Regions from separate parts of the Homo sapiens genome. Here all the other regions are linked to region 3. A link is a loop called in an ENCODE intact Hi-C map of the cell type or tissue named here. Cell type or tissue: psoas muscle. All regions are shown on one strand.

Region 1 (2,500 bases), 120 kb before region 3:
TGGAGTCTCACTCTGTCACCCAGGCTGGAGTGCAGTGGCGTGATCTTGGCTCACTGCAACCTCCACCTCCTGGGTTCAAGCGAGTCTCCTGCCTTAGCCTCCTGAGTAGCTGGGATTACGGGCACGTGCCACCACGCCCAGCTAATTTTTGTATTTTTTTTTTTTTTTTTAGTAGAGACGGGGTTTCACCACGTTGGTCAGGCTGGTCTCGAACTCCTGACCTTGTGATCCGCCCGCCTTGGCCTCCCAAAGCACTGGGATGACAGGCGTGAGCCACCACACCCAGCCCTTACCAAAATAAGTTTTAATGCAATGTCTACAAATCAAGACTCCATGATGCCAAGTGCAGTGGCTCACATCTGTCATCCCAGCACTTTGGGAGGCCAAGGTAGAAGAATCACTTGAGCTTAGGAGTTCAAGACCAGCCTGGTCAACACAGGGAGACTCTGTCTCTTAAAAAAAAAAAAAAAAAAAAATTAGCTGAGCATGTTGACGCATGCCTGTGGTCCTGGCATTTTGGGAGGCTGAGGTGGGAGGATGGCTTGAGTCCATGAGGTCGAGGCTGCAGTAGGCTGTGATCGCACCACTGCCCTCCAGCCTGAACAACAGAGCGAGACTCGGTTTTTGTTTTTTTTTAAAGACTCCATGATGAATAAAACATCAAGATTTTTTAAGTAAAGACAGGTGTGTTCACAGTGTGGGTACTGGCTCGGGGTTCGAGAAGACTAAATTCTTTGTTCAGTTAGGTCTGGGCTGGTCTTCTAGGCTAATTTTCCAGACCTCTTCCCCCTACCCTATGTTCCTGGGACATCTGTAAGTGGCTGGGGAGTTTGGGGAGGCAGTCATCTAATAATGGCCTTCGAAGGCCCAGAAAAGTGGCCCCGCATCCAGAAACCAAAGATTCTGACTCCCCTGAGACACTGTAGCCCAGCGGGTCCCCCTACTGGCCCCCTGTCCCGCCCGGCAGCGTGAGAACGGCGCAGACCTCGCCCCCACCCCACCCCGCCCCGCCAGGCCCCCCGGCCCCGCCCCGCGCACCTGCTGAGACTTTGGAGTGAGCATCCGGACTTGGTGGGGGACGGAAATTCCCAGGCCTGCGGGCCCCTAGTTCTCTCCCTCCTCATCTCGGGGCTGGGGCCATAGCCACAGCTGGAGAGCGCAGCCCGCGCCGGGCCTGACCGGTGTGGGCCGCCGGGCGGAAGAGAGGCTGCAACAGGCGACCCCAGCGCCCGCCCAGAGCTCCGCAGCCAGCTGCGTCCAGTCCTCGCGGCTCAGGGGCGGGGAGACCAGAGCCGACTCAGTGGGAGGGGCCCTTCGGGCCTGGGACTGGCGGCCGGCGCCTTTGGGCACCCGAGGCTCCGGAAAGGGACGGGGTTAGGGGCCCAAGGGCTCGGACCCCCTTCTCTCTGCCCCTCCCCCTGGGTCGCCTCCCTGAGACCTGGGAGCACGTGCACTGGCTTTGAAGACTCCCGAAGGAAACCGATGGGGTAGTGAGCAGGGACGGCGTGTGGCAGGCAGAAAGCCCCGCAGGGCTGGGGGTGGGGCGGATAGCTTGGGGCTCACTTCTTTCCCAACCAAGCCTTCTGACGGGTGTGGGGAGGGGACTGGAATCCCAATTGGATCCTGTACTCCTCACTGTCCTCGTCTGAACCTAGATAGAGCCCAAGAGTCACCCAGAGAGAGAGGATTATTGCCTGGGAACAATAAGCAAATTATCCGGAGGCTGGGATGCAAATGTGTCTAACTCTTTTTTTTTTTTTTTTTAAGACGGAGTTTCGCTCTTGTTGTCCAGGCTGGAGAGCAATGGCGCGATCTCGGCTCACTGCAACCTCCGCCTCCCGGATTCAAGCGATTCTCCTGCCTCAGCCTCCGTAGGAGCTGGGATTACAGGCATACGCCACCACGCCCGGCTAATTTTGTATTTTTAGTAGAGACGGGGTTTCTCCATGTTGGTCAGGCTGGTCTCCCGACCTCAGGTGATCCTCCTGCCTCTGCCTCCCAAAGTGCTGAGATTACAGGCGTGAGCCACCGCGCCCTGCCCAGACTGCACTTTCTAACTGTGTTTCCTTAAGCATGTTGACTCTTCTGAGGCTCTTATTTGACCCCTGAGGGGCCTCCCACTAGGGAGGAGGAAATGATGAAGTCAGTTCTTAAGGCAACTCACCCAACCCTAGTCTCTTCTAGGGTGGGATGACCCTCAAGGGGATGCATTTCTGCACTGCCTCCCTGGGTGGCCTCCCACCCAGTCTCTTAGCAAACGTATCACCCCTCTTCCCACCACCACTAGCTGAGAAGTCCTCAAACTCGCTGGAGGATATTTTCCTCCCTACTGTGAGCTAGCCAGGCAAACTTCCTCCTAGATGGACTCAAGCCATTTCTGGGTCACAGTGTGACATACTGACCGAAACTTAGCAGGGGGAAACAACTTCCAGGCTGTGAGGACTGAAACCACGATGGAATAGGTAGCAAAATAAACCCTTGTACAATTGTCCATCTCTCC
Region 2 (2,500 bases), 130 kb before region 3:
ATGAGGTCCAACTTGGTCTCCTGCTCCCCGGGTCCTTCAAGCTTGAGCTGCTGGTAGTAGCGGTAGAATTCCTATCAAGTAAGGGAGACGGGGGAGGTGGATTTAGAGGCAGAATCTCCAGAATCCCGGCCTCCTTCAGGTTTTGTCCTCAGAACACCCGTGGTCTGGAACCCCAGACCCCTATACCCCAAACCCCAGCTCCCTCCATTTACTCACCAGGCGGGGCAGGCCCAGGTAACAGATGATGGTCAAAATGATAACAGCACAGGCTGTGATAAAGTAGCCGAAGGCACTTTCTGATAGCTCCGAGCCACCTGGGGTGGTGTCAGTGATCAGAGACAGGCCCCATCCCCTCTCCCCACCACACCAGGGCACTGGGCAGGTAGATAGCCGGACTTACTGGCAATAGCGCAGATCATGGCCACGGAGGCAAAGAAGCCTGCTAGGCCCTGGCCACTCATGATGGGGGCCGTGTAGCTGGCAGGCAGAAGGCCAGCCAGACCAAACAGGCTGCCCTGCAGGATGGCACCAAATGCTGGGGAAACAGGGCGGGCATGAGCAGGGGAGCTAGGGCTGGTGGTTGGGGGTGCCCAAGAAGACAGATCCCTGTCATTCCTACTTTACTCTTGGTGAGCCTTGAGGCTGAGCTGCCCTTCTCTCTGCCCCCTCCCAGCCCTGGTCCAGGCCCACTCAGGCCTCTGAATCCCAGCTGCTCACAGCATCCACTCCCTCCAGGCGGAGGCTGGGCTTCTCTCTGGCTAACGCTGGGTCTGAAAAAAGAGTGGGGGTAGTTGGGCATGCCTCCTCCCATAGGCCCCCTCCTGGCCCAGCTTACAATTAATGAGCACGATCTTGATCATGGTGATGACAAAGAAGGGCAGAGCATCCAGCTGCACCTTCACCAGGATGGCAGTGATCAGAAACACCAGCAGGATGGCCACCAGGCTGCCCAGGATCCGTACGGACTGGGGGATCCTGCCGGGAGAGGCCAAGGGTGGCAGAGACAAGTGGGCAAAGCTGGGGCTCAGCCAAGGGGGTGCAGGACACAGTGAGGGTCAGGCTGGGGGCTGGGGAGGGGGTGGGCACTCACCTCTGATGCAGGAAGGAGTTGAGGTAGGTGAATAACAGCAGGGGCAGCATGGCACATAGGGTCATGACATTGTTGAAGATGGCACTGAGAGAGTTCCGCTCAGGCAAGGGTGCTGCAGGGGCGGCTGACGCCTGGGCGTCCTTGCTCAGTTCAGCAGTGACCAAGGACACATTCTGGGACATGTCCAGGCGGTTTGTGAAATACTGCAGGGGTTGCAGAGAGGAGTGTTGAAATCTCTTTCCCTGTGCCTACCAGCACAGAGTCAGATCCTGCAAGCACAGTGGGCACTGCCCCATGGAGCCCAGTCCCTCCAGCCTCACCTGAGTGGCCGTCATGAAAAAATTCCACGGGAGCAGCGTTCCCAGACCCAGCATGAAGAAGATAAGCCAGACAGCTTTGTATCTGCAATGGAGGAGGAAAGATGGGCCAAATGACGCACCATCCTGCCCCACTCCACAATGAGCCCCAGGAAAGCCCCTGTCCGTTGTCAGTCTCTCTAGGTCCCAGGGCACAGGGCGTCTGTGTTTGTGTCCGTTTGCATGTGTCCTCTTATGGGTGTGGGGGGAGAAAAGGGTACATTGCTCGTTGGAATTTGGGGTGGGGATGGGGTCAGGGTCATAGGACTGAATGGCATGGCTGACAGGACCATGGTTATCAGCCCTGGAAGGCTCGGGGGACTCTGCAGGCTGGGAACCAGTGTGACCCACACATCCGGAGATGGTTTTGGAAATCCTGCCGAAGGGCAGGGGGTGGGTGGATGAGTGAGAAAGCAAGCAGCAAGTGTCTTCCACTCCCACCAGGCAGGCTGGAAGTAATTATGCTGTCTGGTCAGGGACTGTGTTACTCCCCAGAGAGGATTCTGAAGTTAAGAAACTCCCATACTATTCTGGACCTACAGGGCAGGTGGGCAGGGTGCCTCAGGGCCGCTGTGAAGAGAGGGCCTTAGAGCCATTTTCTTCCTGGCCAAATAGAACTTTGTAGTTCATACCACCCAGGGCAGGCCAGGAGGTATGGGGCCACTGGAGGCCATCTGGGCCTCAGGGTGTAAATAAGGACTGTCCACCTTTGGCCAGGGCAATGCCCCAAGCCCTATACCTCAAGGCCCTTCCGGGTCACGCCAGCTTCTCCCAGATAGGCCTTGCCTGAAAGCTGAGTAACCCCAGCCCGGCCCATGTAGATCTCCAGTTGGGTTTGCACACCCTCCCCAGAGCCAACACCAGCTCTCTTCAGAGATGGCAGGGATAAAGCCCAAGGCAGTGAGAAGACAGGCCTGGCCAGAGTGCAGGAGCCTGGACCGCTGGCAGGCCTCATACAGGGATGGCGTGGTGAGCACACCACGTGAGCAGGTCCGAGTTAATGCAACTGCAGCCCCCCCAACCCCCTCACATACATGCTTCCCTTGGAGAAGCT
Region 3 (2,500 bases):
ACCCCTGGGGCTTATCTGACTTGGACGAAGGTTGATTTGATGGGGAAAGTAAACAACTATTTGATGCCATCCCTGGACTCTATTTCTGACCATCTACTAGAGGCTTTGTGCCCTTCAGATACTGTGGGTGCTGTCAGGGGCTTACAGCAGCAGTGATCACATTCACTAAACACTTCCTAGCCCAGTCCTAAGCATTTTATGTGCCCAGTATAATCTTATCTTCCCAGCGGCCTCATGAGGTAGGTTCTGTCAGCATCACTGGGTTTCGCCCTGTGCTACAGGCACAGGAACCAAAGCTCAGAGAGGTGGGGTAACTTGTCTAAGGTCCCAGGCCTGGGAAACGGTGACGCTGGGCTGCCTAACCGCGCTGCAGTGCCACTGCACCATAGTTGGTGGTTGTTTGTGAGTGGAAGTCGGGGTGGGGGTCAGTGGTGACTGATAGAAGGAGACCCCAGCAGAGCAGGAAGCAGGAGAATCTGAGCAAGTGAAAGGGCACCTCATTCCCTGAGCGTGGTGGGGGGACTGGGTGCTCAGAGAGGTAAGCTTGTATGTTAGTTGGGAAAGGGGGGTTGTCTACTGGGAGTGAGGGGAAGGGTGGGAGGGGAAAGGTGGGGCCAGCTGCCAGAGGGAAGGTGAGGATGGAGAAAGGGTTATCAGTGTACTGAGGGCGCTACGCCCCGTGATCTCCCCCGACAGAGAAGAGTTCTGTCCAGCATTGCTTGGTGGCCAAGTGAGGGAGGAGAGAAGGTGGCTGGAGATATTTTGGGTCTGAGTCTGCAGGGCAGGGTAGGGGATGTGGCCCCTCTCAAAGGGTTTGCTGCCCAGGACAGGGTCAACTATGCCTTTCTCCACGATTTCTGGTCTTGAGCACAGCTCTTCCTGGGTGCCCTGTACAGGGCTCTACTCACTGAAGTGCCACCGACTCCAGGGGTGTGTCGTGTCTGACCTTGGTGGAGGGCAAGGAATGTGTCTTTTTGTATCCCCAGTGCCTAGAACAATGCTGGCACCTGGAAATATTGCTTGAACCTAACTGTCTTGTTTTTGTCTTCCTGTGAGTTCAAGGACAGGAGCAGTGCTTAACACACAGTAGGTAATGGAATATTTGTTCCAGCAGCCTGGACACTCAAGGGGAGAAGCCAGGGCTGCTGCTGCCTCTCTGGAAACCCTGTCTTCCCTTTGGTTTCTGCCTCTCCCAACCCACGTGTACACACATACACATGCCAACACATACACACTCAGACACAGGCTCATACTCAGACATGCATACTCATTCACACACTTAACATATATGAGCACACAACACATGCACACTTGCATGCACACACTATTTTAGTCAGAGCTGCTCCTGCAGAGTCTCTCCAGTCCCAGGGCCTGTCCTGCAGCCTCCTAGTGGCACTGCTGTGGTATGACCTGGAGAGCCTGGACAAGGACTCTTCTCAGTGTATTCACTCCTAATTTGTCCATGACAGATTTAGGCTCAGAGCTCAAGGGGGTTGCAGACTCTGGGTGAGCCTTTGTCCCTGCCCTTGAGAAGGTCCCAGTTGCCTAAAGCTCTTGGCCAGAACTTAAGGAAACCAAGGGCACAGGTGCATAGCAGTACCTACTGTGCCTGCTAGATGCTTGGCGCAAGGGATTTTGTTTACTCCTTACAACAACTCTATGAAGCAGGTTTTACTCACCTCAGTTTGTGTTGTGGACACTGAAGCTTGGTTGTTAATTAATTGCCCCAAATTGCATAGTAATGGATGGAGCCAGGATTTAGGCCTGGGTCTGACTCCAGAGGTCCTTTCTTTCAGCACTAGATGGAATCCTTGTTGGCAGAACAAGGGGGAGAAGAGGCTTTATGTTGCCCAGCTTGTCCTTTTGAGCACATAACATCGTATATGAGCCAGAACATAAAGGTATGAAAGTTAATACAGGTCGGTACTTCTTAGCTTTTATGGGCCCTTCGAAAACCTGAAACTTGCTAAGGGTTGTGGACCCTTTCCCCAGATAGTGCATATATGCAGAGGCATACATAGGTTACTCTGGGTACAATTTCAGGGATTTGAGGTCCCCCTGAAACCTCCAGTGGTTCCCAAGTTGAGAACCCCTGTGAGAGGTGTTTGCTAACAATGTGACAGATGAGAAGAGATGACTGTCCATGCCCTGCACAGAGCACATACCACAGTGCCCAGAGAGGTCTGTACATACTCGTTTCAGCCTGTTTTTAATAGAATTGGAAACAATCTGAATAGCCATCAGTAGGGGCCTGGGTAAATAAGCAAAGTCCATGTGTGCCATGGAGTAGCACACAACTGTTCCAAGAAAGGATGGTGTAGGTATAGATAGATGTAGCTCTCCAAGACATATTGTTGAATGGAAAAAAGCCTGTTGAAGAGTGATATACCTCACACATTATTGTGGGTTTTTTGTTTTTTTTTTTTTTTAAGACAGGGTCTCACTCTGTCACCCAGGCTGGAGTGCAGTGGTGCAATCTCAGCTCACTTCTGCCTCCATA

What was found. Hi-C counts contacts between places; a loop is a spot of excess contacts. Peaks named below come from ENCODE experiments on the same cell type or tissue, not always from the same donor. Only the 100,000 strongest peaks of a DNase experiment are listed, where the experiment ranks them.
Region 1: it touches region 3 in a loop (2.9-fold over the local background); 3 of 110 quality-filtered maps call a loop at or near these places.
Region 2: a loop joins it to region 3, with 2.6 times the contacts of the local background. A loop is called at or near these places in 64 of 110 quality-filtered maps.

The regions. Positions count from the first base shown.
Region 1 is chr6:44,218,321-44,220,820 of GRCh38, reverse strand. It overlaps a transcript of SLC29A1 not described here. Among named protein-coding and RNA genes, the nearest start is that of MYMX, 2.6 kb to the right of the region's middle. RefSeq lists silencers at 908-1,007, 1,238-1,467, 1,355-1,649. In psoas muscle, no CTCF peak of the experiment used is centred here; a DNase peak (open chromatin) is centred at 1,250; H3K4me3 peaks cover 2,100 bases; H3K27ac peaks cover 2,500 bases.
Region 2 is chr6:44,228,382-44,230,881 of GRCh38, reverse strand. SLC29A1 (solute carrier family 29 member 1 (Augustine blood group)) reads right to left here. Exons shown (of 13, transcript NM_001372327.1): 3 at 1,411-1,492; 4 at 1,091-1,293; 5 at 836-975; 6 at 401-535; 7 at 217-314; 8 at 1-71. Among named protein-coding and RNA genes, the nearest start is that of SLC29A1, 6.0 kb to the right of the region's middle. In psoas muscle, no CTCF peak of the experiment used is centred here; a DNase peak (open chromatin) is centred at 1,271; H3K4me3 peaks cover 2,109 bases; H3K27ac peaks cover 2,500 bases.
Region 3 is chr6:44,099,136-44,101,635 of GRCh38, reverse strand. No RefSeq gene overlaps it. Among named protein-coding and RNA genes, the nearest start is that of SCIRT, 26 kb to the right of the region's middle. RefSeq lists a silencer at 1,230-1,524 and an enhancer at 2,430-2,500. In psoas muscle, a CTCF peak has its summit at 1,392 (motif pointing left); a DNase peak (open chromatin) is centred at 1,378; H3K27ac peaks cover 1,496 bases.